7 separate regions of the Mus musculus genome follow, and all the other regions are linked to region 6. Evidence: chromatin loops called from intact Hi-C (ENCODE). Cell type or tissue: left cerebral cortex. All regions are shown on one strand. Links, peaks and the distances in the headings refer to the core of each region. The heading gives the core; the rest is flanking DNA.

The links. A loop is a pair of places that touch in the nucleus more often than their neighbours do. Peaks named below come from ENCODE experiments on the same cell type or tissue, not always from the same donor. Only the 100,000 strongest peaks of a DNase experiment are listed, where the experiment ranks them.
Region 1: it touches region 6 in a loop (3-fold over the local background); 6 of 42 quality-filtered maps call a loop at or near these places.
Region 2: it touches region 6 in a loop (4-fold over the local background); 5 of 42 quality-filtered maps call a loop at or near these places.
Region 3: it touches region 6 in a loop (2.8-fold over the local background); 2 of 42 quality-filtered maps call a loop at or near these places.
Region 4: a loop joins it to region 6, with 2.9 times the contacts of the local background. A loop is called at or near these places in 4 of 42 quality-filtered maps.
Region 5: it touches region 6 in a loop (2.0-fold over the local background); 2 of 42 quality-filtered maps call a loop at or near these places.
Region 7: a loop joins it to region 6, with 2.9 times the contacts of the local background. A loop is called at or near these places in 2 of 42 quality-filtered maps.

Annotation. Positions count from the first base shown.
Region 1 is chr17:90,627,296-90,631,847 of GRCm38, reverse strand. Nrxn1 (neurexin I) reads left to right here. Exons shown (of 23, transcript NM_020252.3): 10 at 1,580-1,963. Among named protein-coding and RNA genes, the nearest start is that of Gm32337, 170 kb to the right of the region's middle. In left cerebral cortex, for the core only: CTCF peaks have their summits at 1,765 (motif pointing right) and 3,250; DNase peaks (open chromatin) are centred at 1,767, 3,232 and 3,641; H3K27ac peaks cover 2,945 bases.
Region 2 is chr17:90,806,847-90,811,398 of GRCm38, reverse strand. All of the region lies in intron 5 of Nrxn1 (neurexin I), which reads left to right. Among named protein-coding and RNA genes, the nearest start is that of 4930480K15Rik, 52 kb to the left of the region's middle. In left cerebral cortex, for the core only: a CTCF peak has its summit at 2,044 (motif pointing left); a DNase peak (open chromatin) is centred at 2,021; H3K27ac peaks cover 339 bases.
Region 3 is chr17:91,901,348-91,905,899 of GRCm38, reverse strand. No RefSeq gene overlaps it. Among named protein-coding and RNA genes, the nearest start is that of Gm24244, 91 kb to the right of the region's middle. In left cerebral cortex, for the core only: a CTCF peak has its summit at 2,601 (motif pointing right); a DNase peak (open chromatin) is centred at 2,624.
Region 4 is chr17:90,997,739-91,002,290 of GRCm38, reverse strand. The region is part of intron 2 of Nrxn1 (neurexin I); the gene reads left to right. Among named protein-coding and RNA genes, the nearest start is that of 9330159H11Rik, 45 kb to the left of the region's middle. In left cerebral cortex, for the core only: no CTCF peak of the experiment used is centred there; DNase peaks (open chromatin) are centred at 2,333 and 2,554; H3K27ac peaks cover 3,412 bases.
Region 5 is chr17:91,423,373-91,427,924 of GRCm38, reverse strand. No RefSeq gene overlaps it. Among named protein-coding and RNA genes, the nearest start is that of Nrxn1, 330 kb to the right of the region's middle. In left cerebral cortex, for the core only: no CTCF peak of the experiment used is centred there; a DNase peak (open chromatin) is centred at 2,599.
Region 6 is chr17:91,088,405-91,092,956 of GRCm38, reverse strand. Nrxn1 (neurexin I) reads left to right here and starts at 155. Exons shown (of 23, transcript NM_020252.3): 1 at 155-358; 2 at 3,352-4,552. The coding sequence starts at 4,231. In left cerebral cortex, for the core only: a CTCF peak has its summit at 2,106; DNase peaks (open chromatin) are centred at 734, 1,071, 2,115, 3,711 and 1 more place; H3K4me3 peaks cover 3,001 bases; H3K27ac peaks cover 2,313 bases.
Region 7 is chr17:91,412,503-91,417,054 of GRCm38, reverse strand. No RefSeq gene overlaps it. Among named protein-coding and RNA genes, the nearest start is that of Nrxn1, 320 kb to the right of the region's middle. In left cerebral cortex, for the core only: no CTCF peak of the experiment used is centred there; no DNase peak of the experiment used is centred there.

The sequences.
Region 1 (4,552 bases), core at 254-4,253, 460 kb after region 6:
TCAAAATTCCCCACCATTCACCTTTCCTGGCAAGACCAAAATAGCAATGTCTATGTTTCTCCCCTGGGAGTTTTTCCATTGCTTTCTGTGAAAGTCTAAAGAGACAAATGTCCCCATAATGACTTGGATAACTGGGCAGTTTCTTTTAGTGGCTTCCATGCCCTTCTCCCTCAGAAAGACAATCCCTTTATGAAGCTTAGTTCAAGATGGTTTCTGCTGCCAGGATTTAACATATTCCTGGGCGGAGAGTGGGGACCTACAGCCTCCTATTCTTAGGTAAATGTATGTTTTCACTAGGGAAAGGCCCTGGTCTTTGGGTTTCTTTGCAAGCAAATGTACTACATGGCTGTACTTGCATTTCCTCCCTGAGCTTTGAGGGCTCCAAAGAAATGCACCGCTATTAACTATTTTCTTACCCTCCTGTCTTTGTCTCTCTCTGTCTCTGCCTCTGTCTCTCTGTCTCCCCCCACCCCTCCTCGCATTATGATTTAAACCGAAACTACAAATGTAGGAGTAATGAGTTCTTCTTGCGGTGTTTTGTGAATATAATTTGCATCATAGAGAAAAATATATTTTCTGAATGATAAGTTACTAGTAGGAATTTTTATGGTCTGACATGTTTAAATTTTTAAAGAAATGTGCTTTCAGTCATTTTTAATGATTCCATATTTTTCTATAATTCTCAATTATTTCCATATGAATGAATATCTGTTCATTTAACACTTGAGCCTTGGAATCATGGATAATTATAAATCAAAAGACTTTTTTTTCAGCTTGTGAGGAAAAGGAAACTATTGATTTTGATAAGTGGTTTGGTTTAAAAGGAAGCAAGTGATTTTTCTTGAATCTTTCACCAAGTGTAAGGCTGAACATTCCTGTTGTTGTTTGATAAAATCCAGAGTCTGATGTGTTTTCTTAAACACACAGGAGAGACTTCTATTATATATGCATAGCTATAAGGAAGCCCAAAGCATAGAAATGAATTCGTATAGTTATGCACTATAAAAAGTTTCATTTGGACTTTGGAAATATTTCAATCAAGCAGAGTAATCAATCAGTCAAAGAATCTTTCCTTGGCTCACAAATTCATACAAATACTCACGCACACATATTTTATATATATATATATTTCATTGTAGAAAATGTCCACTTTTTTATTGTTTAAAGATGACACTACTATTAGTTGTGTATATACTGTGGTTTTTATGGAATCAAATAGGACCACATTAATTGTAATTTGTTTATTTCTAAAGATATATAATCCCATAGATGACTTCATTTTACTTGGAAGTATTAAACATTGAAATAAAAAAAGAAATGACTATACATATCTGTATGTAGAAATAATTAAATATTTTAAAAAGCCATGATTTTGAAACAGGGCAAGGAGAAGTATATGGTTGGGTTTTGAGGGAGGGAAAACAAAGGGGAAATTATGTAATTATATTTTAATTTAAAATAATAAAAAAGTATAAAAATAGAAATGTGTCTTAAGACACTCTACTGAAGAGAGGGAAAGGAGAGAACCAGAGCTCATTGCATGCCTAAACAACTTCATATTCTCTTGTCTTTGTAACAGGTACCATTTCTGTCAACACACTACGCACTCCCTACACAGCTCCCGGTGAGAGTGAGATCCTGGACCTAGATGATGAGTTGTACCTGGGTGGCTTGCCAGAAAATAAGGCTGGCCTAGTCTTCCCTACCGAGGTGTGGACTGCTCTGCTCAACTACGGCTACGTGGGCTGCATCCGGGACCTATTTATTGATGGCCAGAGCAAAGACATCCGGCAGATGGCGGAAATTCAGAGCACTGCTGGAGTGAAGCCATCCTGCTCAAAAGAGACAGCAAAACCGTGCCTTAGCAATCCTTGCAAAAACAATGGCATGTGCAGAGATGGCTGGAACAGATACGTCTGCGATTGCTCCGGAACAGGCTATCTCGGCAGGTCCTGTGAGAGAGGTAGGCTTTCCAAATTCTAGCAACTAGTCCCCTGCAAGAAACATTTACTAACAGAAACATAGCAGCTTCTCGCGAAGTAACCTGTAGTCCACATCCCAAGACCGGCCATAAGTGAAGCACCTTTAATAATTTTCAAATGGCTTGGTTAAGTGTGTCCACTGCTCTGAAAGTGTGATGAGATGTCTGACTCACAGTGGATGCTTCTTCTGTCTGGTTTTCAACTGCTCACGGTTGTACCTACATATCTAATTTTTTTCTCTGCAGACTATGTATAGTCAAACCCCTCAGAAAAATATAAAGGTACCTGATTTTCTCGTCCTCTCTTTTTGCCAGGAGAGGGATGAGTGTTGAAAACAGAATGAGGATTATGTAAACAGCCAGTCTGTAAAGACCCCTGCTCACAGAAAAACAAAGGCTAGCAAGCATAGCCATCAATCAACCCATGACTTTAAATCAATGGTTTAGTGACTACACTCATTGTCACTTATTTTCTATAATAAAACTAAAAATCAATATGGAAAAAAATATCGATGAGTTGCTCCATCAACCTCTCATGGTACAAATAGCATCTGTCCTTGAGGGACTCAACCTAACCATTACCATGCACTTCTCCTAAAGCCATGCACAGTTACTTGGTTTTCTTCAACCTTAAAAATAGTTCTAATTTAACCTAAAAGTTTAAAAGGACAAGGTAGGCATTTATAAACAGTGATTCAGTGATTTTGGTTGTTTTTTGTTGTTGTTGTTGTTGTTAATCTTAAATACATTAGCTTGTCAGCATGATTGCCAACACTAATACTAACAAAATAGCATAATTATACATTAATCCATGTACCAAAATACCATCATTATTATGTCAGAAATTAAACTAGAGAGGTCAATAGATTGCTTCACAACATGTAAACGTAGTCATTCCCCTTATAGGACTACTGAAATAACTGGGAATTAACATTTGAGCCTAGCTGATTTGTCATCCTTTAGCTTGTATGAGTATACTCTTTATAAATTCCTCTTTGCCTTCTCTTTACTAATTAGTTTGTTTATTTTGTTTTGGAAAACTGCCAAGAGAGAGGAACAAATGACATAGCTCACACAGTAAAATACAGTTAGGCACAATGTGAGATTAGCAGACGTCTGTGAATTAAAATTTGGTTTCAATTTTAATCACTCAAAAACATGCCAGTTATCCGGTGCCTCTTGGTTAAGTGCAGCTAGAGAAAGTGTGTAACTCTACTGCCAAATGAATTGCAAAAGCAGCCAGTTAAATATGCATGGTGTACCACCCTGTGGCAATATCCTGCTACTACTTCTGGCAAAATGAAAATAAAAATGTTAGAGCTTTCTGAGTCAGAAGAGAAGAAAGGGAATATTTATATCCTGCAGTAATTAGATGTAGAGATGGAAATCATATACAGATCTCAAATAAAAGTGTAATAGCAAGCATCATCACTAGGATTTAACATACAGTTTTGATTTATGGTTAGCTAGACATTCCTGCAGATCTCTTTGTCTCTAAGTTAGTCATTACTTGAGAATAAAATAGTGGTATCATATTATTTTTGTTCTGAACTAAAACAGCATATTGCAAGAAGATATTTCTCTTCTAGACTGATGTTTTATCCACATGACTCTGCATATCCTGAGAGCAAGAGTGTTATAAGATGGTTGCCAGGCTCAACACCACAGAATAATGTGCCTTCTGTCCAGGTCTCCGCTGTGCCCTAGTTCAGCAAAAACAAGATCGTCCCTGGACCTTTGAGTTTCAAATTCCAGAGGAAATGTTCAACTCTGTATCCTCTCCAGATACAATCACACCAAACTAGGTTGTTAATCATGAAAGTTCACTGTCAATTCGTGAAATAAAATCACACATATAAAGTTTCTGTTTTAACGTTAAAAATAAATTGTTAGAATGTGGTTCAGTCTATATATGCCACATCATAGAATGATACTGCAGTTATGCTTAATTCCACATTATGAAAGCAAAGAAAAATACATCACAAAAATCTCTGTGACTTACAGAGGAAGATAGTATTTTTCTATACATATTGATGATCTAAGAAAGGCTATTGCAGAAATGGTGTCTTGCATAGATATTAACTATTGCATTTTCTTTATGTGTTTTTTAATGTAATGAGTTTTGAAGGTTAGATCACATAAAAATTATTCTCAGAGATAATGTGAAATAAGAGCACTGGTGCCACCAGAGGTCCACTTCATACTTGTTTGTTAACATTCTAACAGATGGAGGGACAGATTTCAGAGCAATATAATTTGGCTCCCTGTCTGATTTTCATCGTTGATCACAATATGTGACTGCCTTTCAGCAAAACTCAGCACAGGTGTACACTTTAGGCTGAAACCAGGAATACTGCAGAAAGCAAATTTATCAAATCTAATGACAAGGGAGAAGGATATAGAGACGACAAAGTTGAAACTTTTTCCTTCCCTGCTGGGAAGAAATGTCTTGGAATTATCCTACGGAAGGACTCTCTTTTGATGTTCCAAATGATAAAATACTTTTTTGCAAATGTTAAAAGATGCTGCCTAATAGCATAACCTTCAAATGTCAGAATGTTGTCTTACATT
Region 2 (4,552 bases), core at 324-4,323, 280 kb after region 6:
GTGATTTGTATCGTGGGTGTTTCAAACTTTTGGGCTAATATTCACTTGTCAGTGAGTACACACCATGTGTGTTCTTTTGTGAGTGGGATAGCTCACTCAGGATGATATTTTCTAGTTCCATCCTCTGGCCTGTGAATTTCATGAAGTCATTGTTTTAAATCTTGTCCAAGTTAGTTGCCTTTCTGCCACCATATCAAAACACCTGTAAATAGCTAATGCACAAAGAGAGCAAGTTTATTTTGGCTCAGAGTTTTAGAAGCTCTGGCTTGTGACCAATTAACCCACTGCTTTTGGCCCAGTAAGGCAGTAAATCAAGTCAGGAACTTTTATTAAAAACAAACCAACAAACAAACCAAAACCCTTGTCATCTTGTTATCTTATGACCAGGAAGCAGGAGTCATATGGTCCTGAGACCATATTTTCTGCTTCAAGAAAGCCCCACAGTGATCCACAGACCTCCCGTGAGTTGCCTCCTGGTAAGACACCCATCACCTCCCAGTAGCACCACACTAGGGTCAATTTCTTAGCCTTTGGGATTCATTCAACACTTAAACTATACTATAATTAGCATCTACAAAGGAATTTGTAGACCTGAGGATCTGTTTAGAACCTTACATCAGATGTGAAACCATGCTGCTGCCTGTTGGCCTCTCATTCACCTAATACTCTCATTTTCATCCTAACTGTTATACCAGGAAAGTTTTTGCAAAAACACAAGGCTAGGAGCTGAAGAGAGATCTTGGTGACGACCAGACTTCTAATGCCTAGAACCCTCGTAAATACCACACGGGTGCGCTGGCCTCGCTAATCCCAGTGCTCGGAAGGGAGAATCCGTCCACACAGCTAGAATGGCTTGGTCAGTCAGTGAGCTATATGTTCTAGTTAGCAACCTTATCTCAGTATTTGAGTTGGAGAGTGATGAGATGGACACCAGATATATCAACCTCTGGTCTCCACAGATGTGTATTCACTATACAGACTCAGAGGTGTGCGTGCACACACATGGCACGCACACACACACACACACACACACACACACACACACAGAGAGAGAGAGAGAGAGAGAGAGAGAGAGAGCAAGAAGAGGAAGAAATATTGTTAATTTAGTGCCAGTCTCACTGCTTAATGAGACTGTGTGTCAAAAAACAAACATACAAACAAATAGATATGAAATTAGAAAATAAAACAAAAGAAAAAAACTACCAAAAAACCCCCACAAATTACCTTTATGAAGTTCTCAAAGAATAAAAATAATTTTTTAAAATGCAAAATAGAAGTTAGAGGCCCACGGCCTAGGTGTTATTTTTCTAATCCCATGCTACTTAATGAATAATCACATGTGAATGTGTAATGAAAGTGCAGGATCAAATGGCAGGCTCTGTCTTGCCTCACTACCCATGATTCGTCCTGTGGCAGGGGTTACATGGCAGTAGCATTTGGTTAGGTTCATTTTACAGGTGAGCCCGCTTCCTGGAGCATGCCTGCTTTGCTCCTCAGCAAGAAAGCTGAAGAGTCCACAACACAGGGCGTGTCTGTGGCAGATAAGTGGATTTTTTGGAAGTTACATGTTTTTTTTTTTTAATTTTCTATGTGTATGTTATTGTGTGTATGTGTCGCAGACAATATGTATATGCATATAATAGTGGAGGGGACCATTACATCCACCTGGAGGTCAGAAGACACTTAGTACAGTCACTCTTTCCTTCCTATACATCCCAGGAATGGAACTCAGAGACTAGGCTTGTATAGCAAGCAGTTTACAAACTGAGCCATTCCACCCCCACCCCCACCCCCACACCTTCACTCCGGTACCATTTCTGTTGCTTTAAAAAAAAAAAAAAATTTTTTTTAAATTTTGCTTCCCTCACATTTCTTCATCTATCTTCCACAATAAGATATCGATCAGCTCTTGGCATACTCTGTCTCATTTCCAGACATTCTGAGTGGAGCAAAGTAGGATTCTGCCCTTGAAATGTCTCCTCATTGAGAGCTGACTGGTAAACTCTGATGGAGATAACTCGGCCCTGCCCTCTAGTGGAGAGAAGGATACCACAAAAACTTCCAAGCCCAGCTACTGGGAGCACTGTTTAATTTAAAAGTGCTTTTCTAAACTGGTTGCTTAAAACTAAGACCTCATTGTTCATTGATATTATAGGAAGCTTGGTCTCAAGTTCCTCACACCATGAGAATGTAACACTCAGTGAGTCCCTGAGGCAGATTGTATTGTACAATAATCAAGGGACCTGCGTATTAAATTTTATACAGCAACGTTGATGCAGACACCACTAATTTAGATACCACAAAACCACCTTTCAGTAAATAAGTTTCAATGAGACTGCCTTGGCTTCAGGTCACTTTAGTAGTTTCCTTTATCTGAGCAGGGAGTTGGCTGGATGAAGTGTGGAACATTGGTAATAAGAGAGTAAGAGATTGTGTTTCCTCGATAGTCTCACATATCCACGATGTCTCTGTCTGTGTCTGTCTGTCTGTCTTTGCTCTGCTCCTTCCCTCCCTTGTTTCCTCCTTTTCTTCCCATCTGCCTCTTCCTCTCCCTCTTCTTTTACCTCCATACTACATGCATGCTAAGCACATGCTATATTGCCGAGGTAACCTGGAACCCTTAGATAATCTTAATCAATGCATTTCCCTTGACCAACTATTAACTCTCCGTTGAACTTAAGAAGCAGTGATGCGACAAGTCAGACCTAATGAGGAAGGTCAGATTTTAGTACTGCAGTCAACCGAGACATGAGAAGAAAGAATGGGAAAGGGATAAAAGCCGCTTATTAGGAGTGGCACCTATGGAGAAAAAGTTAAGGCAATTGCTTTGAATCTTGGCCAGTTGGCTGTGAGTATAAAAATATCCATAATTTACTGAGCACCTAATGTGGACCACCTACTATGCTAGCCCTTACTGGCATCGCCTCCCTTTAATCTTAACCACAGCTATTTCCTGTCAGGACCCTATCAACTCTGTTTTCTGGAGGAGTCACAGAGGGAGTGAAACATTATCTTGCCTAAGGTTGTAACCTTGCCTAAGGTTGTGGGTGATGAAGCTTCAATATCTCTGTGCCTGTTCAATTCTGAAGCTATTTCCCAAAGCACACACAGATGGGGGATCTCCACCTACAGGGGTTTTCTATTGAGAGGGCAGAATACTCTGCCCCACACTGTGGCTAGGGCAGTGATGAGGGTCTTTCCTTCTCTGTGATTTCATGATCTATTATTGTTTTATTGTTGTAAGATTGGTAGCAAAGACCTTACCCCCATATTACAGACCACTCCCTCAGTGTTTTGTTTTACACATGTTCTTGTGTACCTAGGAAAGAACAACTTTACACTCATAGAATTATAGTCACATTCTAAAACTACAAATACTCATAACAAAAATCCAATACTGACAGTTAATTTAAAAGCTTAATATCTCCAAGTTTAAATTTTGTTTTACAAATATCATTTATGCCTCAAGACCTTTATTTTGTCCCTTATGGAATGGAGGAAAACACTTCCATGAAGACCAACAGGAACGATTGTGAAGTTATATGCAATAATCAGACTTTAATATCTTCAACAAAGAACAACTGCTGCTTTTAAGATATTGTTTTACTACGATTATTATTGCTTTTAAAACTAGAAGCAAAAGTGCCTCCTCAGGTAGCCATGAGAACACACTTACAGTACAAGTTATAAATGAGCAGCTCTGAGTGACAATGCTCATGGCCCAATCTTCTTGCTGACTATGCCAAAAAAAAGAAAAAAGAAAAGAAAAGAAAAAAAAAACACTTGAACGAAAATATCTATTTTTACAAATATATATTCTTGATGCTATTATTCTGTATTTTTATTAATGTAAGAGAAGCTAACTCTTGACAGTACTAATTACTACTTTCTCTAATACACATTACCATGTGACTCTTCTGACTATAAAGACAGGTCTTAGAGCTGGGAAGATGGATCCATCTGTAAAGTGCTTATGCCTGAGGATCTCCATCTGGACCTCTGGCATCCATGTAAAAAGCTGGGTGTGGCAGTGGAGTCCTGCAGTCATAACACTAGTAGGGCAGAGACACATGGCTTTCTGGCCAGATTGACCAAGTTGGTTAACTACAGTTTATATAAGAGGCCCTCTCAGAAAATACAGGGAGGAGAGTGAGAACAACACCTGACATAGACCTCTGGATTCCACATGCATACAAACACACCCATATACAAACATACATGCATACAAAAACGGTGCACACACAAACATACACATACACAAAGCACAACTCATACTTTACAAATAGTACTTTTTAAACTGTGTCAGCTCTTCTCTGGTATTAGAAATATTTGCAAGAGATGTGAAAAAAAATGGGTATAACTGGAAGTAAAGCCCAAGAGTGGGTGAAAATTCCAAACGTGCAATCAGTGGGTCTGTGAACTCCATTCTGTTTAGCCTCTATTAACGGGCAAAACAGGCTTAAAATCATATGTAGATGATCTCAGAAGCTTGTAGATACATCCATTTTCATCCACCTGCACTCTCTCCACATCGTAATTCCGAGAAAGTTGA
Region 3 (4,552 bases), core at 291-4,290, 810 kb before region 6:
ACTGACCATTTGAAATGAGTTTGAACCAGCAGGCCAATTCCTTAAGTCTCAGACTTTGTCTGTTACAGGTTCTATTACCTTCTAGATAATTTATTGGCTAATATTATGGCCTTTTTTTTTCTGCTCAGTAAATTTAAATAATTTATTTGTGTCGCTACATAGGTTTTTTTTGTTTTGTTTTGTGTGTGTAAATATATGTAATTTTCTACACAATGAATGCACACTCTTGTTTTGAGGACTGCAATATATTTCTATGAATAGTATCCCTTTCCCAGTCATTAGCTTAACCTTGCTATTTTAGGTACATTAGTGATCTGTACCACGGCCATATCTATTTGGCCTTTTGCAACAATGAGACAAGAGGCTGGGTCATTGACGTCTTTATGTGAACATTGCATGGCTGGAAAATTTCATCTGTACATACGTTAAATGAAGGTAAAATGAAAACATAGGGCCTGCCTCCATTTTCACTGAGGTTAACCACAAACAAACAAGCAACCAAACAATAAAAAAAGGGAAGAAAAAAAAGTAAAAGAAGTAACAATCATTAAAAGGAATATGAAGGGAAACAAACTGTCTCAATAGAGTTATTCAAAATGGAGTGAACAAGAGAATTACATTTGTTGGTTTTATAACAAAAATACTGTTGGATTTAAAAATGCATCAGAAAATAGACAAAAAGGATAATATATGTAAAGTGGGAAAAATACATTTACCAGGGAGCAAATCACCAGGCTCTAAAGAGCATTCGAAGATTTTCCAAGAAGTACAAGAGTGCACCTGAAGGGCAACAGATGATAATGACCTTGAGCCACAGTAGCAGTGGCTTCTCTAGAATTTTAAGTCGCCCAAGTTTGACAGAAGGGTTATATTGATGTAGCTTAAGACCGTTTTTATTCTGAAAGAGAGGAAAGTATTTTTTTTCAGGAGCAGCAGGAAAGAGGCAGCACCCGTCACTCTCTTTGATTCATCTACACAAGCCCAGGAAGGAGACTGGAGTGAGCAGCACCTGTGTTTCTTACAATGCTGTAAAATATCTCCCTGTTCCATCAACACCATCACCTTCCAGTTTTGACTCTCCATCACATCATGATCTGTCATTATTACTGCCCTCATGATTATCATTATGTATCATTATACACACTATCACCAGCAACACATTATTATGACTTTATTTTTAACCTAAAACTTCAACTATTTTCAAAACTTAAATGTTTATTATTGCTTCAGGAAACAACACTAACACTTTCAGAAACTTCTCCACATATCCAACAGAACTGCTTTGTGATCCCAGTGGGCTGAGTCCTTTAAAGGCGAAACAGATGAACAATGCACATTTGTATGAGGAAAATACTCCTTTCTTAAATTTGTATTTGAATGATGGATGCAACTTTATGCAAAATATATTCAAAGACCATGAAATCTTGATGAACGGCACTGAAGTGAATTGCAATTTAAATACCCTTACCCAAATGGCAAGAACAGTGTGGGAACAGTGTAGATAAAACTGCGTTCTGTGTTTGGGGTTCAGATTTCAACAGCAGCAACAGCAGCAAACTTTTATGGAAACATCAGTTTTCTGAGCAATTTGTGAAATTCAAAAATACTTCAGGTTGTATTCTGATATTTTCTGTTGCTTTAAAGTTTTCCCACTTTTGTTCTGAGTGAAAAACTTTCATTTTAAACAACTTGAAAGTCAGAAGAGGTGTTGAGGGACAAAAGCTATGTCTTCCTGATGTGAGGGACCCAGGCTTTCATCATGTGATTGAGTGCCTATTAAATGCTGCTAACATGTTTGAAGTATGCTTTAGATACACCCTATCTTGATCCATGACAATCAATACTATTTTGGGTAAAAAAAAAAAAAAGTAATTTACTTTCTGATTAAGGTTGATTGTAACTTGGTCAACCTGAGTCTTGCTATACAACTTGAACTTAATATGTCTATAATTAAACTCTGACTTAAAAATGGGTATACACTTTTCTAACATTACTGCAACTAATATGGTTAGCGCCACAAAATAGAAGGCATGCATGGCACCTTTGTAAGTTCAAGGGCCTGTATGAGAACAGGTCATAAGCCATAGGAGAACCTCCTACTATTTACTATTCTGCTAAATAAAGATAATATTGAACAGACGTCTAACTACTAATTGTTTTACCTATAGCTAAGTAAATCTCTCAATACATATCAGAGAAGGTTCTTTCAGCCGTAGACAGTAGTGAAAGAGAAGCCAAAATCTGGTCACATACAGAGAATAAGTGTCAGCACAGTGTTCAGTCTAAATGTGTTATCTACATGGTACTCTCCCACTTAAGGCTCAAGGATTATTGTGGACAAGGAATAGGAACGATTGTAAGAGCCAAAGGCAATAGACAATTCCAATGCCTTTTTAAGACAACAGGATACATATGAACTCACAGTAGTTGTAACAATCTGTATGAGACCTCTGGGTGATGAAGATAATAAAATATTTCCAGTACAAACTGAGAAGGTGGTCAAAAAGTGTCACCACTCGCTGAGGAGATATTGATAATGCATGCTTATGGGGAATTCTTTTTTTTCCTTTTTTAAGGATATGGCCACCCATTTTCCAGTAGGTGGCCCTACATTCATTCACATACGGGCAGCTCTGAGTGGATGCAGTAGGGAAAATAAGACAAAAAGATGTGAAGTTGTGATAGAGTGGTGACGATGGGGTACTTGGAAGAGGAATGAATAGTATACTTGATTTTTTAAAACAATATTAAATTTAAATTTAAAAAGAAGTTATTAAAATATGTAGATAATGACAGAAAATTGGAGCAAACCTTATCTTGATGAACAGATAACTACTGGCATAAAACATAATGAAATTATTCTATGTAAGGATTATATATTTTGAATGCTATGAAAACCAACACAACTACCTGTTAACATGCCAATGCAGATGGAGGCATTCCCATGATATCCTACTTTTAGAATAAGAGAAAAAGACAACTAATGGCTACTTAGATAGGGAAAATTTTTGACTCCCTGATAGGATATCATCTGAAATGGTCAAACATATACACATACAAATAACACTAAATATACTTAGCATGTTATGTGTATAATTTAGTATGTGTGTGTATTAATAACCACAAAAATGTATACATGAAAAGCATACAATTTGCATAAAACTATATAACTCATTAATGAGAAAGTGATATAACATTAAAATGTAGTTTTAAATGATTTGATTGAATTGCATGGTATTATGTATATAAATGGTGGTGATTTTCTACCTTGTAACTTTTCAGTATTTTCTGATATATTATTATTGACATTTTTGATTGAGTTATTTAATAGTAAAATGTTAATATTTGATTAAGGAAGGATTCAGAGAATAAAGTTATATAAATGTACCCAGAATTTTTCTTCTTTAAATTTACTTTTGTTGGAAGAAATAATATCCATTAATAGCTTCCTGTGTGTGGCATCATTGGATTCCCAAGAATGTAAGCACAAGATTCACTCCACGTGGCCATGGCCAGCCTCAACTTTTTACCTTTTCTCTTTCTCAGTTTTCAACAATAAATCTATAGCTGTCTCTTGTGAGACTGTGCTGGGGCCTAGCAAACACAGAAGTGGATGCTCACAGTCAGCTATTGGATGGATCACAGGGCCCCCAATGGAGGAGCTAGAGAAAGTACCCAAGGAGCTAAAGGGATCTGCAAACCTATAGGTGGAACAACATTATGAACTAACCAGTACCCCGGAGCTCTTGACTCTTGCTGCATATGTATCAAAAGATGGCCTAGTCGGCCATCACTGGAAAGAGAGGACCATTGGGCTTGCAAATTTTATATGCCCCAGTACAGGGGAAAGCCAGGGCCAAAAAAATGGGAATAGGTGGGTAGGGAAGTGGGGGGGAGGGTATGGGGGACCTTTGGGAAATGTAAATGAGGAAAATACCTAATAAAAATATAAAAAAGAAACAAAAACAAACAAACAAAATAAAATAAAATAATGTAAGTACAAACTGTTAAGTACATGTTAATTTTGCATGTGATTATGGCATGGTGTACTTAAATGGTTTCTAATGTTTGAGATTTAAAACAGTGAGACTAGTGGACTACAAGATGGATTTATTTGCCATAAAGGATGCATTTTCCTAAATTTAATAGAGTTTATTAAATTGCTTTCCAAATTGATGTAACTTGATTCACTTTTATTTTATTTGACAATTGTTTCTCATATATATACAATACGATGTGTCTAGTTTTTTTAATAATATAACTTTAGATCATGCTTTATATAATTATTTATTTATAAATTAGGTTATTTTAAAGTGCAATAAGCACTGGTAAAGTAACTTTCTAAAATATTTGTTATGACATTTACAGTATTGAAGGTTTACTCACTCGGGCAAACATGACTCACCAAAATTTATATCTCATTTAAAGATTTACATTTCTCTAATTTATAGGTTGGCTTACTAGATTTTTTTGTCTGTTAAAATGCAATTTTTTTTTCATATAAGAATTACTTGACCGTATATTTTTTGCGATTTTCTTGTTGAGTCATATT
Region 4 (4,552 bases), core at 269-4,268, 91 kb after region 6:
TCAACTTTAGAAAATCAACAATTTTTTTCAATTAATTAAGAGAGTTTTAACCGCAATGTTCCTGCTACTTTCAACTTGACAAGTACAGTTCGGTTTCCATAGAGTCTCCCTGTTCCTTGAGCTCTCTGCATGACTTGGGTAAGTCACTCAGGTTTAGAGACCTCACTACATGATGGTTAAAGCTGTTAGTAGTAGCACATGAAAAATGGTGACGAGTATTCTGCTGTTAGTTCCTTAGTTTTATCCTCCTTTTCGCAGACTATAGGGACCACATCCCTTAAGAATTTCTTAACATTAATTTACTCAGAGTTTTAAAAAATGTACAGTGTTTCTCATTGTTTTCCACTTTCATTGGAATGGTTGATATAAAGAATAAAGTTTTAGTTTACCTTGATTTCAATTATTATGTTTAGGATATAGGAGCAACAGTTTCTGGAAAACTGCCAATTTACAAATATTACCTCTGTCTCTTTGAGTCTGTTGGTATTGCATTGATGTTTACCTGAAAAGGGTGACTGGATATGTTTAAACACCTTGCTGTCATCGTCTAAATGATTTTCACTTGTAGAGCAAGGAGGAGCTCTTCACACCTGTTTTCTTCCTGGTTCAATAATCTACACTAAAATATCATTAGCTATTTGTTGTTTTATTAGCAATATTTTAGTCTGAACTGAGAGCTTCTGGGAAGTTTTAAATCTGATCTAATTACCTTAACAAGAAGAAAATAAATTTAGATGTGTTTTAGGGTTTTCTACAAAATTTTTACATTAACCATAAATACCAGTTCTTGCAAATACCTTGAATTTTGCACACAAAGCAACATGAACAATGAAAACTTCTAAGGAGTTTAGAAAGCCCTTTTATTATTCAGTGTATTTTCTTTTTTAAATATTTAATAAATATGCATAACTGTTAATGAATTTAAAATAACAACTTGAAACAGTTCTTACTTCAAAATAAATTCTAGTTTTCTGTACATATAAAATACCTAATTGGTAAGTCAGTGATATTATATAAACAGCTTTATTTTATGCAATATATGCAAATTTAATTTGTTAAGCACTAAATTTAGATTTCTTTCTATAATATGGTTTAGTCATGTTTTATGCAAACTTCTCTGAATTTCATTCCAAAAATTTTTTTCTTTTTCTTAGAAAAATTCAACATAAGTGTTTAGACTGTTCTAAGAACCCAAATCTAGACAAATAGTCACAAGTATTATAAGATTTCTGTGGTAGTGATTTATGAACAACAACAAAACCCTGACCATCTCAGAGATGGTCAATGTTTTCTTTAGAAAAGGGTCAGCCTCCTTCCTGGAATTTGGTGACATAGAAATATGTCAACACTGCGAAAATCAAGGTAGACTGTACGGCATTCTGTATTACAGACACACAGGCCAGAAGACTGCTATTGATCTGATTGTAGAGAAAGCTACACTGAGTGCTGGCATCCCAGGTGTACCTAGAACCATGAGCAGACACATTCAAAATTATCTCCCACTCTGGTCCCAGAGCTTTTCTTTAGGCTTGTTAAATATTCTTATTTCAGACTCTCAGAAGGGTAGACCTTGCTCATCTGGTATAGCTTTCTTTGGACCATTTTGATCATGGTGGCACAGCTCAGGCAGGGAAACTCTTGAGAAACACTACTCAGTGTTACCTGTCAATCTCATATGTAAGACACTTATTACTCAATAATTAATCTCAGTGTGGTTGAATGGCTTGGCCAGATGCATAGCAGACAGTGTCATAACCATTTCATGCAATGTCTCATTTCTAAGTTCAACTCCTGACATGAATGTGCAAATACCAAGGTGGAAGTCACTTTTTATTCAAAACTAAAGAAAACAAACCAGAAAACACTTGCAATGGCCTCTAATGTAAAGCAATGAGCTTATAATGTAGGAATTGCTGAATATGTTTTATAGTAGTTTGAGCAATCATTGAGAAGTTCCCACAACTGTTTCAACAGCATCAGTACCACAACAGACTAAGCGCTCCCCTGTGCTTTCTGCTGCCCTTGTCCTCACCCTCTCACTAGTCTGTATGAGCCTCAACTCTGAGATAGAACATTTTGAATTGCATACCCAGGTCTCTTTAATTTCTAAAAAGTGTTAGCAAAGCTGGGCTCATCTCTCTCCAGCTGTACTTGATCTGTAGCTTTCCTTTCTCTCCTGAGCAGTGAAGGAGTTGGCTGCACTCATGGCCCAGGATCAGGACTCAGAACAGGCTGTTGAGAAAACCTTGGCTAAGTGCTTATTTGTGTGATTTTGGAACAGGAGCCGAGGCCATCTGTTTTTTAAAAAAATGCTTTGTAATTTGCCCAATTCTTGCCCAGAGCTGTTTCCTTCCTCTTGTGAGTATCCGTACTGGATGTTTAAGCCTCATTTTCTGTTTGAAGCTCCTCTTGCTCTGGCCAGTGTTTCTCTTCCTCTGGCTGAGCGCTACATAAATCCATAGTCTCCATGATTCCCTCCATTTCTTAGTCCTTGAAGCATCCTCAGACTATTGAGGTTTTCTAAAGGCTTTCACTGCCAACACTAAAGGAAATAAAAGCAAGCTCCATCCTGTGCCACCATGGGAACCAGACCCTTTCATCCTGGAATTCGGTCCCTGCAATAAGGGTAAAGTCTGAAGAAGCAGTGTGAGGAGCTAGAAAATGAGAGGATGGATGTTCCAGATTCATTGCATGGCCCAGGGAGTAGAAGTGTCGTTTTGTTCCTGTTGCTTGTTATCACCAGCCCCAGTATCACATCTGTGTGACAAGTTACCTTACTAGTGCCAGTTTGCATGGAAGAGAAAGAGAGTTAAGGACAATGAAGGGAGCCAATCACAGGCAAATGAAAGAAAAGGAGGAAACCTAAGTGCAGAAGAGCATATGCCTGGGTGGTTCCTGGTAGCTTTGTTGGCCAAACATTCAGGTCTGCAGCGGCACACAAACTGACCACTGCTGCACATCTAGATGAGGATGTTCACAGTATTCAACAAATTGATAGAATATGCCAGAAAGTGTTATTTGTGACATTTTATTCCAAACTCTGTTTGCTCTGCAAGATTCAGTATTTTATTTTTTGAGGAGGTTGGCGGGGGGGCATACTGAAACAAATACATTCATTTTCTTATTTATTTTTCTTTTTCTAGATGTATAGACTTAGTATTAAAGGCAGAAACTGTAACAGATTTTTTAGGCCAAAAAGGGGCTAAAGCAGTCTAAATAGCTTCGGTTTCAGCACCTTCATCAGCATGCTAATTATAGGCCAGTAATGGAGAAAACAAAGGAAAGAGAAAGCTATGAGAGCTTCTTGTGTTCTCAGGTCCACTTTAGCAAAGCCACCTTGAATTTTAAGTTCACTAGAATGCAAGTGATATGCACAGTTAAGTGATCTTTATCAATGGCATGGTCCTATTAAGGTCCATGATTGTCTCAGCCTGTCCTTCAAGATGTTTCCATAAACTGACAGCCATTACCATCACCTGTGGGGAGAGACTCTAGTTCCTACACTGTAACTATTTTAGTAGTGCCACCTTCATGGAGAATTTCCATGCATGGATCTGTTGGAAGGAAGAGAAGGGGTGTGGGCTCAGGATAGGGAGAGGGATGAGGTGTCTGTCCTAGATATCCCTAGATATCTGGCTCCTCTTGGAATCCCAGGTGACTAGTTTAAAACAGTGGCTTATCTGTGCAATTTCAGCCTTGAAGAAGGATGACCTGTATTAAATAGGCAGACTCAAGTAGGAATGTGACCTGGCACAAAGGAAAGGAGACAGACACCAAATAAAGACTGAGATGCCAGATGTTCATCTTCTATTTGTTCCTTGTGGGCCCAACTTCGATCTCAAAACCACACTGAAGGCAGCTCAGGTCTTGATACCACAGGGAAGCAGCTTCTTTGTGCTATTGTCAAGGCTCTTTTTCTGTCCATGCATTCTTACAAGCTAGGAGCAAAAGAACCAAAATGTCAATAGCTACACTGCAGTCGTAACTTAAAGAGACACCAGACAGTATTCTGCTGGTTCCCTTTCTGACAGCACATAGATATCATTTCTAGCATGAAATATTTGATACCCATTTGCTTGAGAGAAGCTTGCTTTAAAGAAATGAAATGGAAATTTTTTAAAGGTTTCAATTTCTAACTTTTATACAGCTAGGGAGTACAAAAGCAAGGTTTTCATAAATTACAGAGTAATAACAGTAGAGTTGGTTACTGCAAGACCTGCCCATGCACTAGTACAATTAGATCTGCAAAACTAAGAATCCAGGGTTTTTACACGTGAGAGATTTGTCCTCACTTGACAAGGCTTACAGGTAAAGCCAGCTTGATCACTTTTTACTTCCCATTAAACTGAAAGTCAACTGCCACCCCTGTACACTGCAGAATGCCAAAACTCAGTTCCTTCCTGTTGCTGGTCAAAACCCAGATAGCATTTGTTTGCATAACAGCATACACACACTTGCTGAAGTTGAAAAGAAAAAACAAAATTTCTTCTAATTCAGCATACACTGTTCCATGAAAGAACAGGCTAGAGGGCTAGAGAAGAAGAAAATGCCT
Region 5 (4,552 bases), core at 350-4,349, 330 kb before region 6:
ACATTGAAAATTACTTTCACATAGTAAGTGTTTGTTTAATGAAGCACATGAAATAAAACATAAAGATTATATAGAATGCCAACTTCCAGTGATTTTATATGTGATATATGAGCACACACAACTTTACATGTGGTTTTGGTCAAAATATTGCTGGTTGTTCTGGATGCTCACGTTTATGGTTGACATAATTGGCCAACTGTTTGTGATATCCCTTCATACTCAATCAGCATCATGGAACTCCACAGTGCATTGGTGCAAAAAGTCTCTTGCCAGTGCTTTTATTTATACTGTTGGTTAAATGGACTCTGATTCCCACCGCTAGCCCTCTTCATTAACCAGTATCTGTCTGCTGTTTATGGCTGAGCATATTAAGCCAAATGTCTTAATTTCTTTTTCTAATAGTAGATCCTTGAGGATGCTGCACTTTACTGTTAATGATCTGAGTGGTTGCATGCCTAAATATTCACTACTGTTTTTGTCTTTCTGACATTTAAATAAAAGCCAGACATATGTAATCTTAGCACTGGTAGTGGAGGTTGCCTATTCCCAATGAGAAAAACAAAATAAAACAAAACAAATCAACAAAAACTGAAGATACAAAATAATGAAATATTTTACTTACAGTTCATGGCAAAGTGAGTTTGACTTTACATTTAGAAAACAATTCTGGTTTTAGCCATCATGTCAGGTGGTAGCAGAAAAGAGAGCTTGCATTTATTCTGTGTAATTCTTCTGTGAAAGGCCACAATCTCTCTTACTCAAATATCATGGAATTGAACAAATTAGGGTCACATGATTCTCTGTGCTCAGTGTGAAACTTTTCTAGCAATGTATTTTGTATTAAGACAAAAGCAAAATAAACATAATTTATTAAAAATAAAAAGGGTACAGGTATTACATGTAAGAATTTTGTGTCCAGTTCCACATCAGGACAGGTCAGGACTTCTAATGTAGTGTCCCAGAGCAGGATCATTGGATATAGAATTTCAAATGACTTTGGAGGTCATTTTTTCTACAAGTTACTTGGAATATGAAGCTATAACAGTTCCCCAAGTTACTCTTTATCATGTTTTCTTGCAGTAGTGTCAGAGCCCCAATTTTCAAATATTACAATTTCTGTGTAATTTTTTTGCAATTTTTGTTTATTATATCAATCCCTCTGTTTTAAAGGACATATCAAGATAGGTAACAGAATCTTTCATCTTTATTTTCCCATGAATTTAAAAGACAGAGCTAAGCCTTTTTAGCTCACCTAGAAAATGCTCAGTGCTGAGTGTCTGTATTCTGAACTCAAGCTTTCCGAAGCTACATAGGAAGGTGTAACTATGATTAGGTTCAAAATTTTATTTTGGGACATATTGTTGGATTTATTTTTTAGACTTAAAGTTCCCAGGCTGCCTTGATTCACTATTTCTTTCCATTTTTAAACTGTGTCAGTAAAGGAGAGAAAATGCCAATAAAAATAAAATAAAAAATAAGGCATTTGATACTGGAAGGTTTAAAAGATTAAAAGATTTTTTATTGGAATGTCTATTCATTAGCTGCATTAGGAATAGACGCTGGAAAGAAAAAAATCAATGTTTGACTTTTACTTTAGCCTTAAAATGTCATTAAATTCCACACATGAAAAGGTTGATGCAAACACCCTTTGTACTTAATTGACCACACTCCCATTCTCTGTAGCATTTTGTTAAAAAAGAAAAAAAGAAAAAAAAAAGAGAAAAAGAGAGAGGGGAGAAAAGAAAAGAAAAAAGAAAAAAGAAAGAATGAAAGCCCCTGTGGACACTGTAAGAAAGGTCAACATGCAACTTGAAATATTTATTGTTTAGGTGGGAGATCTTTAGGATCATAGACAAATTTAATAATTAATTTTTCTCCCTTCTGTATGGAGTGCATCGGTAGGTTTTATAGGACATTTGGATGTTTTTTTAGACTCTGTTGCATTATTCAGATTGAGGATTAAACTGGTGGCCTACACTGATGGTCACCCAGTCACCCCTTACCACTTCTCAGCATTCTGTGACACAAAAAGGCCCACTGCTTTTGTCACATCTGGTCCTAACATAGTTCCAGTTTACAGTTGTTCCTTGTTGTCATCCTCAAGCAGATAACTGAATATTACAGAAGAGAAAGCCAGCTTATGGACAGAGTATTGACTAAAATTAGACCACTTCCATGCTTAGTAAAAGATACAATATAATTCTTGTAGCTATGAAAAATAGTTCCAAGTTTAAAGGTATCCCTTTTAAGCAATCCAGTACTTGAATTTCCACTGGTGATTTATGATTGCTGGACAACAAATATCTACTGAGTTTAACCTTTTTCTTTGTAGAATGACTTCCTTGGGAAATTTTTAAATTTCAGTGGGTCATTTTTCAATCTAATTCAAAAAGTTTTGTTAACACCATATTGCAAAGGCACATTTATATTCTAAAAATATACTTCTCTATTTTTGCTAGAATGTCAGTAGACTATGATATTGGATTTCCTTTTAGATGTGCTAAAAGTTATATTTTGCCATTTATCAACTCTACAAATATCCTGTGGAATTGTAGTTGGCACTCACAGAGGCAGTTTTCTGCTTGCCAAATGCATGCACATGGAAGACATTTCATACCATATGAGAAAGCATTGAGAAGGTGGCAATCTTCAGAGCTGGTGATACTCTCTGGGTAAAGGGAAGCTTTAAAATAGAAGACAGGGGTTGGAGCGTAGGCAGAAGAATTGTGAGGTTTACCATTAAATCCATATTATGTTAATAGGAGCTCTAGTTTTTCCTGTTTTCAAAGTCTGGGGATTTTGTTGGTGGTGGTGATGGTGGTTATTTGTTTGTTTGGCTTTGAGGCTATGTTGTGGTTTTGGTTTTTTACCTCATATAGGAAGGTAAACTGTCTTCCTTAGAGATGATTACTATAAATGACTTATGGATGTTACCAACTAAAGATGGTTCCCCCTAAAAATTTCCTTCCTAGCTTTACATGCTTTCTTTTTAAGCCCACTCACTATGTGCACAGGTGTAAGAAAACCTACTGCAGTCCAAGAAGCCTTTCAAAAAACATCTCCAAAGAAAATTGACCCTAGACCTTCTAGCAGTCCTTATCCTCCCAATATCTCCTCACTAAGCATGGGTCTTCATGAGTTAACATCCATCCTACCTCCCCTAATACTTACACCCCAATAGGAAGGAACTGGGGGATAGGGAATTGGGGTGGATCTGATCACAACACATGATATGTGTGTATCGAATTATCAAACAGTAAAAAGATGAGGACCGAAGGAATGTAAGAGTCAGAAGAAAATTAAGAGTCAGAAGGCAGGGAGACAGGTTGTGAGATTATGTCCTCTAAGAATGGCAGAGGCATTGTAAACATGCATTCACAGCAGTCAAGGTTGTCTGCACTGAACCAGCAAAAGACTGAGACTATTGATAGCTGTTTGGTTAGATTTAACTGTGAAGTTATCACAATCTAGCGTCAACAGGGGAAAGACTCAATGAGGCAAGTGTGTAGGTCTGGCTGACAAAGGGACATGTCCTGGGCTTTACCTTGATTATGTCAATAGAAATAGGAAGAGCTGCTCCCTATGGCAAAGAATTCTGAACTGTATTGAAGTGAGCTCAGTTCAAGCATTTGCATCATTTTCCCTGCTTTCTGCTCTTGAGTGTGGACAAAATACGACTGACTATTTCAAATTCCTTTTAACTTGACTTCCTTGTGAGCCAAGGAGACTTTATATCCCATGGGGGACACCCAACAACACCACAACTGATAAACAGTAGATGTTTAAGAAATGCTGTTTAGTGTACTGCACTTACTAAAAATATTGGTAAGGTAAATAAGTCTGTTACTTAATTTTACATATATATATATATTATACATATATATACACAAAATTTACATTGATATTACATATATGATTAATATATATGTATGTATATATATTACATATGTGTACAAAATATATAGTAGAATAGAAAAAGACATCATGGGTAAGGTAGTTTGTTGCACAAATCTGACAACCTGAGTTTAAATACCCAGAATCCATGAAAAGTCAGACGTGCATCATGACCTTCTGAAGTTGCAGGACTCCTACAAGAAGATGAAAGACATTCAGGAACACTCCTGGGAGCTCACAGACCAGCTAGCCTGGCATAGGCAGCAGTGAAGACTCATTTCAAACACAGAGGAAAGGAAGGACCAACACTTGTTATGGTCCTTTGACCATCCCCGTATATATCTGCATTTGCATACTCATGATTTTGCACAAGCACATGTACTATATGCATGCAAAAACAAAGTCTGAAGATATGCTGTTAAACACATATATATGCAAAACAAACATTTGATCTGAGGACAAAAGATAACTTGGTTTATTGACAGTCTTGGGAGGGACACTTTGAAACACTGGAAACTGTGAAAAGATCTGAGCAAAAGAAGGACTGAATATTATGAAAAGGAGCGCTTAGCTCTGCATCGGTTTGCTTATTATAAAATCATTACCTATATACTATAAAAGACAAGGATTTATTTTTGGTTGTTCTTGGGAAAATAGA
Region 6 (4,552 bases), core at 308-4,307:
TGCCAGCTGAGGCCACCCTTTCCCCAGCCAGAGCACGGGCCGGCCGCTCTCCATGGTACTGCGGAGAGCTCAGCTCCGCCCTTCTCTTTCAGAAGGACAGCACCCGGCGTCACGTAACCCAGCCTTCTCGGGCTTCACCACCGCCTCTTCCTTCCCTTTTTCCCTCTCCTCCTCCTGCTCCCCCTGCTGCTCCTCTCTGTTCCATGTTCTTCCCTTCCTCACTCTTGGAGATAGACGCTCAAGCCTGACGCCTCGGAAAAAGGCAGCAGCAGTCGCCTTATCCTTAGACCTCAGGAAATTCGCTTTTACCGATGCATGCTTCAGGTTCTGGCTCGAGCTAAGGGGAATAACCAGGCAGGTAAAGGAGCTCAATTTGGGCGCGGGGGAGGGGGAGGGGAGATGGGGCGAGGCAAGCTGGAGAAGGATATCTTTCCCTGTTGTAACTGGGCCAGGATCTGCCACAATTACAGAGGGAAGGATGGGTGGTGGGAGGGTGGAGGAGTGGAGATTTTGGTTGTTTTGCATGTAGCCTTTCAAATGGCAAGATGAGATGGTGGAACTAGGTAGTAACTTAAAGGCTGAATGCAGTGATTTATCATCCAAAGAAAGAAAAGGGAAAGGCAGTTAGAAAACAAAACAATAAAATATATCTACATCTCTTCCTTTCTCTTCCTTCATGAGCAGACCTGACTGTGCCCACCCTTAATTTGTGCAGTAGACTTCAGGCTTCAAGAAACTGCACTGGTGTTAGAGATGGTGCTTAGAGACTGGGCGGGAAAGCCAGGGAGAATTTTGGGTGTGCATTGGTATTGAGATACTTTGCAAAAGCCACAGCCAAAAAGATAAAACTTGTATATTAAAAAAAAACATAGATTTCAGAGTCTTTATGGAGATATATATTGAAAGGTTTCTTAGTAAGGTGTGTGTGTGTGTGTGTGTGTGTGTGTGTGTGTGACTGAAGACATGGTAAAATAAAGGCAACTGCAGCTAATCAGCATACAGTATTGATCTGTCCAGTGACTTGGGAATGAATTTTGTTCTAGAAACAGTAGAAAAGATTAATGAGGCTGCCAGGCAGCTTTTGAATTAGAGCGCTTCTTGTTTTGGCTGCAGTATGGTTGTTTTTCAGATCCCTTTATTTCATCTTCTAATTTGCGAACTTACCAGGTCTTTCTGGGCACCTAGGGAGAATCCATTTTCTCCATATAGATATAGATACTGTCTCTCACACAATGAGCTTCCTCTAGGAACTGGGAGAACCAGTTGACCTCCCTTGTGATAAGAATATATATATATATATATATATATATATATATATATATATATTCTTATTAGTTTTCTCCACCTTACCTCTATCCTTTACAAAATGGTAAAGATGTGCATTAGAGGAGGAGGGCACAAGAGAGTAGGCAAAAAGGTAATGTGATATATGTAAAATTAATACAATAATAATCTCCAATAGTCATCTAGGTAGCCTGTCTTTATCCCTTCCCCCTCTCTACACATACACACACACACACACACACACACACACACACACACACACACACACACACAGTCACACACACATGTAGAGAGGGGGAGAGAAAGAGGGAGAGATAGAAGACACACAGAGACAGAGACCGAGACACACATTTTCAGATTCACAAGCTGAGAATGGCCTCAAAGCACTATTCTTCTGATAGACCAGACTTATTTTGTTAAATACTGAACATTTATCATATTTCTCATCCTCCTTAAACACGAAAGTATACTGAATAATACGTGATTATTGATCATTTTTTAAAAGCACCTTTTGTGGGTTTGGCACAGGAGTGGGCAAGATATAACTTGTAATGGCTGATGGTGAGAATGTATCAGTCATAATAAATAGTCAACTGAGATTTTTTTTAATACCATTTGATAAGGAGCAGTGTATAGGGCTGTGAGGTATATGTGCTGTGTCTGTGAGGTGTGTGTGTATGTATGTGTTGTGTCTGTGTTGTGTGTGTTATTTTTGTGGTGGGCAAGTGTTTAAAGAAGAACCAGTCATCAATTTCATCTGGGGAGGAACTTGAAGTAGGATCCTCTAGCTTGATGGCTCTCAGCTGACACCTGTAGGGGTTGCTCTGAACTGAAGAGAAATGATTTCAGTTCCCACCAGAGAGGAGCTGCCACAATGCAGTGCCATAAATTACTGCTAGTTTCAGCTTGTAGTGGAAAAAAAGTGTTAATTGGCTAGTGAGCTGTGTCCAAGCAATAAATTTGGAGTGTGTGTGTGTGTGTGTGTGTGTGTGTGTGTGTGTGTGTGTGGTGTAGGAGATACTGAGACATGGTAGGGTGACGTGTTTGCTTGGAATGGTTGAATAATATATATTTTTTATTTTAATTGAGTTATTTAGTTTTAAAAATTCAAGCCCCTCCTTGAAGATTTATATTTCTGTACCTTAGATTAGAGTTGAATAAAAGGAAGTGATTTAATGGCAGAGTGAGTGATTCAAAGGTATGGCTTTAAATTCTAGCATCCTGCAGCCATAACAGCTGAGGTGACATACATGCCAACTGTTGTGACCACACAAATTCTAATGGCTGACACCCAGATAAGGACTTGAGGAGGAATCTGATCACCATACTGTTAGGCAGAAGATTCGATACTCATTTCTGAATGGACTCATATTATGGTAGTAAGGACATAAATAAATACTGCAAAAATTGTCATTTAGATGGTTTTTTTATATAACAACATTGTATATTTGATTAAAAATGAGGAATATATTTTCTTGAAAATTTAAAGAAGCCACTATATTCTTGTTGTCTGGGAGACAAGTAAAAATGTAGGAATTGCTATACAGATATACAATAGTATTTTCCTGCTGAAAGTTTGATGTATTTTACCTGTTGTAAAATTTGTTATTAAAGGAGGTTTAAATAAGTTGGATTATCTGTACATGTAACTAACATACAGTGCAAGTAGAAAACCTTTACAAAGGTTTTCCATTTCTCTCCTCATACATTTTAGAAATTAAGTATTTCTTGGGCAATTGGGAAGAATACCATAATCAAAATGTTTTTAAAAATCTGGTCACTAATGAACAGATATGGTAAACTTAAGGTTGTAATTGCTTATTCTAAAAGTGTGACAATACTTGGAAACATGAAGCTTTACTGTACACACACACACACACACACACACACACACACACACACATGCTTGCACGCACGCATGCACGCACGCAAGCACCACTATCCACCTAAATTAATTCCTTGGTTTGATAAAACCACTGTTTATTTACCTGCTTTCCTAGCTGAGTAATGATTTGTATAATACTATAAATAACTACAGGCCCTAATTCTTATTTCAATTTTCTACAGATTTCTGAGTTCTTATAAACGTCAAAATAAAATCAAAATGCATCACCAACATACAACCAACTGACATGCTGGAGTCTTAGGGTGGCCTTGCAGAGACAGAAAAAAGAAGAGTTTGAGGGATTGATTTCACCATCTAACAGCTTCTGGCTACTTCACAGCAGGGTTTGAGACCTACCTACAGGGCTCCTAAACATAAAGCGAATCAGCCTGGGAGGGCATGCACAGGAAATTTGGCCTTGGCTTTAGTGGTGCTGGAAGCCCATGATATGACAGAAGTAGGCCTCTGAAGCTATTCTGGTGTCTCACTCTGTCCTTTCTCCTTCTGTGCTTGGAGCCAACATCTGGAGGGGCCTCGAGGCCTGCCAAGCAGCCAAAGATCCTGGCTCAGTGTTGACTTCGTGTTCCTCTCCGAGAAAAGTGTGTTTCTTCCGATTCTGCTCTCCTACTGCTGGCACCGCGCCGGTGGTACTTTGAAGGTTTTGGTCCTGGGATAGTTGAAGTACCTGTTGGTGCCACAGATGCCCTCACTTAAACATCATCGGATGCAAATGGATCAGTGATCGCTCTTGAGCCTCGGTGGCCCTCTTTTTCAGAACGTTGCCTCCAAAGTGTATCCCCCCTTTGGCCTGGAAGTTCTGCAGCTATCCCATAGGACTGGGGTCTCCGCTTTCCAGTTGGAAGGAGACTACTGGGAGAGAGGAAGGGGCTGCTGGAAGAGAAGAAGAAGGAAAAAAGAGCTGAAGGAGGGTGCGCCCCTCCCACTGCCGCCTCCCCCCTCCCTCCCACTCCTCTGCGGACCCCCATTTCTCTGTGAAGGTGTCCAGGACCGCTTCGACCCTGTCGCCCCCGGCTCCCCCCCGCCGCACCCCAGCCCCGAGCATGGGGACGGCGCTGGTCCAGCGCGGGGGCTGCTGTCTCCTCTGCCTGTCGCTGCTGCTGCTGGGCTGCTGGGCAGAGCTGGGCAGCGGGCTGGAGTTCCCGGGCGCCGAGGGCCAGTGGACGCGCTTCCCCAAGTGGAACGCGTGCTGCGAGAGCGAGATGAGCTTCCAGCTGAAGACGCGCAGTGCCCGCGGCCTCGTGCTCTACTTCGACGACGAGGGCTTCTGCGACTTCCTCGAGCTCATCCTGACGCGCGGCGGCCGCCTGCAGCTCAGCTTCTCCATCTTCTGCGCCGAGCCCGCCACGCTGTTGGCCGACACGC
Region 7 (4,552 bases), core at 344-4,343, 320 kb before region 6:
TTAAAAAAACTAAGCAGAATCTTGATGTGTAGAATCCCTGAACAAAAAGAAAGCCAATATTGCAAACATAGTGCTACACCCACTCCAGTAGTGACAAGGGCAACAGGCCCCACCTGGGCGCTGTCCTGAGGCGCGAAAAGTTCACGGTAACTTAGTCTCCTGGAACCATGGCATCCTGTATAAAGAATACTCCAATGTCCTTGCTTTAGTTGGTAAACGGATCTGTGTGCTTTCCCTTAATATTGCTTTATTGCAAGTGCTCTAAGGATTGATATTTTGACATATAGCTAAGTTAGATTCTAGGCAGTCCTTGATCCGACCTTGGGAATGGATAGCTAAGTCACTGCCCTACACAGAAATTTACCATTATCTAGGAAGAAGGAAGTTTGTGACCTAAAGAGGAACCAGAGTAGATACTTAGAACTTATCTGAGTTAAACACATACACAAGTATTTACAATGGCCTAGGGGAAAGATGGACTATACAATAGACTAGAGTAGGAACTATGGCAAGGGCACGAAGCCCTTGTCCCTGGCTTCTAAGATTAAGTGGACCTTAGGTGGAGCTGCTTTTGATCCCAGTTGTTAACATCGAGTTTTACCCCAGTTGATTCCTGCCAGTTCTTCCATGTTTGTATTCCTTTCTTTTGTGTAAGAATCCAGTAACCTCTTTGTACCTTGCCGGTGTGTCACCCAACTTCCCTATTTTCTTCTGTATAAAAAGTTTGATGCTCGATTTGACAAATTACATTCAGATCCACACACTCCCTTGTGTCGAGTCTATCTGTCAGTTCCCGCCGACTCCTTGCCCACCTGCACCAGAGACCCGTTCCAGGCAGACAAGGGCCCAAGAGGATCTGCAGGACATAGTAGTATTCAGACCTAGTTTATTCCTTGTAACAAGCCTCTCACCAACGTGGAGATGTCTTTAAGTGAGAAAAATATAGTATCAGATGTTTATAATTTGAGAAGCTGGAAATGTAACTCAATAGATGAAGTACTTGCCATGCAAGCACGTGGAGGCAATTTCAGATGTAGAAACCCAGTACCTAAGTAAGAAGTTGAGTGGGATGGGTGATGTGTGTTGTAGCCAAGTGATGGGGTGGTGAAGACAAGGTAATCCCTAAAGGTGATGTGTAGCCAGCCTGGCCAAATCAGGGAACTTTAATTTCAGTTAAAGACTTGGCCTCAGAAAGTAAGTTAGAGAGAAATTGAGGAAAACACTGGACATTAACATTGTTTTTCACACATGTATACACATATGTGCATGCACACCAGCATGGACACACTCACATGTACACACATATATGTATAAAATTTACAATGAGTTATTGCCCTTCTGTTTGATTTGTCCAGTTCTGATACGTTCATTTTTGTACTGTCATATTATAATGATATATATTATATTAACAATATTATTTATTCCCATAGACGCCTGTTTGTTTTCTAATGAGAGCTAGAAAAGAATCTGAATGGATCTGAATGGGAGGGGGGAGGTAGGGAGGGAGAAGGGAGAAGTATAGGGAGAAGAAACTGTAATTAGGATATATTATATGGGAAAAAAATCCATTTTCAATGGCAGGAAAATATTTAATCACTTGCTTTGATGTTCAAAGTTAAGCATAAATTTTAAATAAAATTACTTATTGTAGAGGGAAATATTTTTTAAAAATGCAACCAACACTATCTCTGGCAAGGCACTGGCTAGTCTTGTTCTCATCTCATAGAATACTCTCTGACTCAGAGTGCCTAAATCTCTCTACCCAGATTGCTAAGTGCCCATGGCAGGTCACTGCCATGCCAGCCCCACACTTCCAAATTCCAGTGACTGGCTGAGGTACCTGGCCATCTGGAACTCGGTCAAGTTGCTACACGAAGGAAAACACCAAACAATTTTAATTTAGAATCAAATGGCAACACAGTTACTGGGCACAGGAACTAACATCCTAATAGTCAGCCATTCTAAGTTAAATCCTCTGGTGGTGGATTCCTTCGAACATGCTACCCGAACCTGAGTTTCCACTACCTATAATTTTGCTCCATCGCCCTTCCGGTCCAAAAGCCCACTCTCCTTCTTCTGCTTTTGCAGTATCTCTGTCTGACCCCGAAGTCCCACCTACTCACCAAGTGATTGGTTTTCTTGAGATCTTTATTCATTAGAAGGGTCACATGAACTACATGATTCACTCCTCATCACAGGCAACCCCTCTTAGGGAAGCAGAATTAGCATCAAAATACAAACAAAACCAGGGCTATCCACAATAATTTATTCCTTTGAAAAAAATAATTTTAATAAATTCAGAGATCCATTAATTATTTGGCACTGTAATACCTAATCTTTTTAATAATTAATTTATTTCCTTTACAAACCAACATCAGCCCTTCCTCTCCTCTCAGTAAGTAGTCTGTCGCCCTTCCTCTCCTCTCAGTAAGTAGTCTGTCACTTAAGTTCTTTCTCTATTTCCCTTTCCCCTTCTCTTTTAATAAGGGGAAGCCCCCCCCCCCTTCATGTCAATCTTCTACCCCCGACCCAAGCAAATCTCACTGAGGTCAGACAAGGCTGTTCATTTAGGGGTCTGAAATCCACAAGCAGGCAGGCAGCAAGCAGGCTCATGGACAACCTCTGCTCCAATTCTTTGGGGACACACATGAAGACCAAGCTGTTCATCTATGACATATGTGCACCCGGCCTAGGTCTAGCCCATGCTTACTCTTTGGTTTGTGATTCAGTAACTGGGAGCACCCTGGTGAGGGCTAATTGATTCTGTTGGTCTTCTGTGGAGTCCACGTTGTCTTCAATATCCTCAATCTTTCTTCCAACTCTTCCATAAGACTCCCCGACCTCCATCTAATTTGAGTCTCTGCATCAATTTCCATTGGCTGCTGGAGAGCACCTCTCAGAGGACAGTTATGTTAATTTCCTCTCTGAAAACACAATAGGGTATTATTAATAGTATCAGGGGCTGGGTTTTGCCCATGGGATAGGTTGCAAGTTGGGAAAGTAATCAATTAGCCATTCTCTCAGTCTTTGCTCTGTGTTTGTCCATGTACATCTTGTAGAAAGGAAATGTTTTGTATCAAAATATTTGTAGGTGGGTTTCTGTCCTTATCCTTCCACTGAGAATCCTGTCTGCCTACAAGAAGTGACCATTTCAGAATCCATATTCTCCACTGCTAGGAATCTCAGCTAGAGTTCCCCTTTAGACCCTCTGGCCTCTTCCCACCCTAGGTCTCTGGCATATTTTAGAGGTTGCCCTTTCCCAGCTAATACCCCTTCTCTCTCCCCTGCTTTCTCTACATATGATCCCCAGCCCTGTCTGTTTCCCTCCACATTTACTCTTCCACCCAGTTCCCTTCTTCCATTGATTTCCAATATCTCTTTTGTTTCCCCTTATAAGAAAGACCCAAATATCCTCTCTTGTGCCCTCTTTAATATTTGCCTTCTTTAGGTCTGTTGATTATAGCTTGTTTATCCTGTATTTTATGGCTAATATCTATTTATAAGTGACTACCTACCATACATGTCCTTTTAGGTCTGAGTTAACTCACTCAGAATATTTTCTAGTTCCATCCATTTGTGTGAAAAATTCATGATGACTGTCTTTTTTTCATTTTTTATTGGTTATGTTCTTTATTTACATTTCAAATGTTATCCCTCTTCCCAGTTTCCTCTCTCCAAACCTACTATCCCCACCTATTCACCCACTCCTGCCTCAGTGCCCTAGTGTTCTCCTATCCTGCATCATCAAGCCTCCACAGGATCAAGGGGCACGGCTCCCAGTGATGCCATGTAAGGAAATTCTCTGCTACATATCCAGCTGGAGCCATGGGTACCCCCAGAGTACTCTTTGGTTGCTGGTTTAGTCCATAGGAGCTTTGGAGGTCTGGTTCATTGATATTGTTCTTCCTATGAGGTTGCACACCCCTTCAGCTCTTACAATCCTTGCCCCAACGTGTCCATTGGGATCCTGTGCTCAGTCCAATATTTGGCTGTGTACATCTGTGTTGGTCCGGCTCTAGTAGAGTCTCTTTTTTGTTTGTTTGTTTGTTTGTTTTTGTTTTGTTTTGTTTTTTTGAGACAGGGTTTCTCTGTATAGCCCTGGCTGTCTTGGAACTCACTTTGTAGACCAGGCTGACCTCGAACTCAGAAATCCGCCTGCCTCTGCCCCATAGGGGACAGCTATACCGGGCTTGTGTCAGTAAGCACTTCTTGGTATCAGCAATAGTGTCTGGGTTTGGTGTCAGCAGATGGGATAGATCCCTAGGTGGGGCAGTCTCTGGATGGCCTTTCCTTCAGTTTCTGCTCCATTCTTTGTCCCTGCATTTCCTTTTGACAGGAGGAATTCTGAATTAATATTTTTGAGGTGACTGGGTGGCCCTATCCATCAACTAGTTGCCATGACTATCCACTGGATATGGTCTTTCCAGGTTCTTTGTTGAGTATTTCAGCTAATGTCTTCCCTGTTGGGTCCTGGGAACCTCTTAGGTCCCTAGCATCTGGAACTTTCTAGTGGCTACCCCCAGTTACCACTCCCCTACTGCTATATTACCTT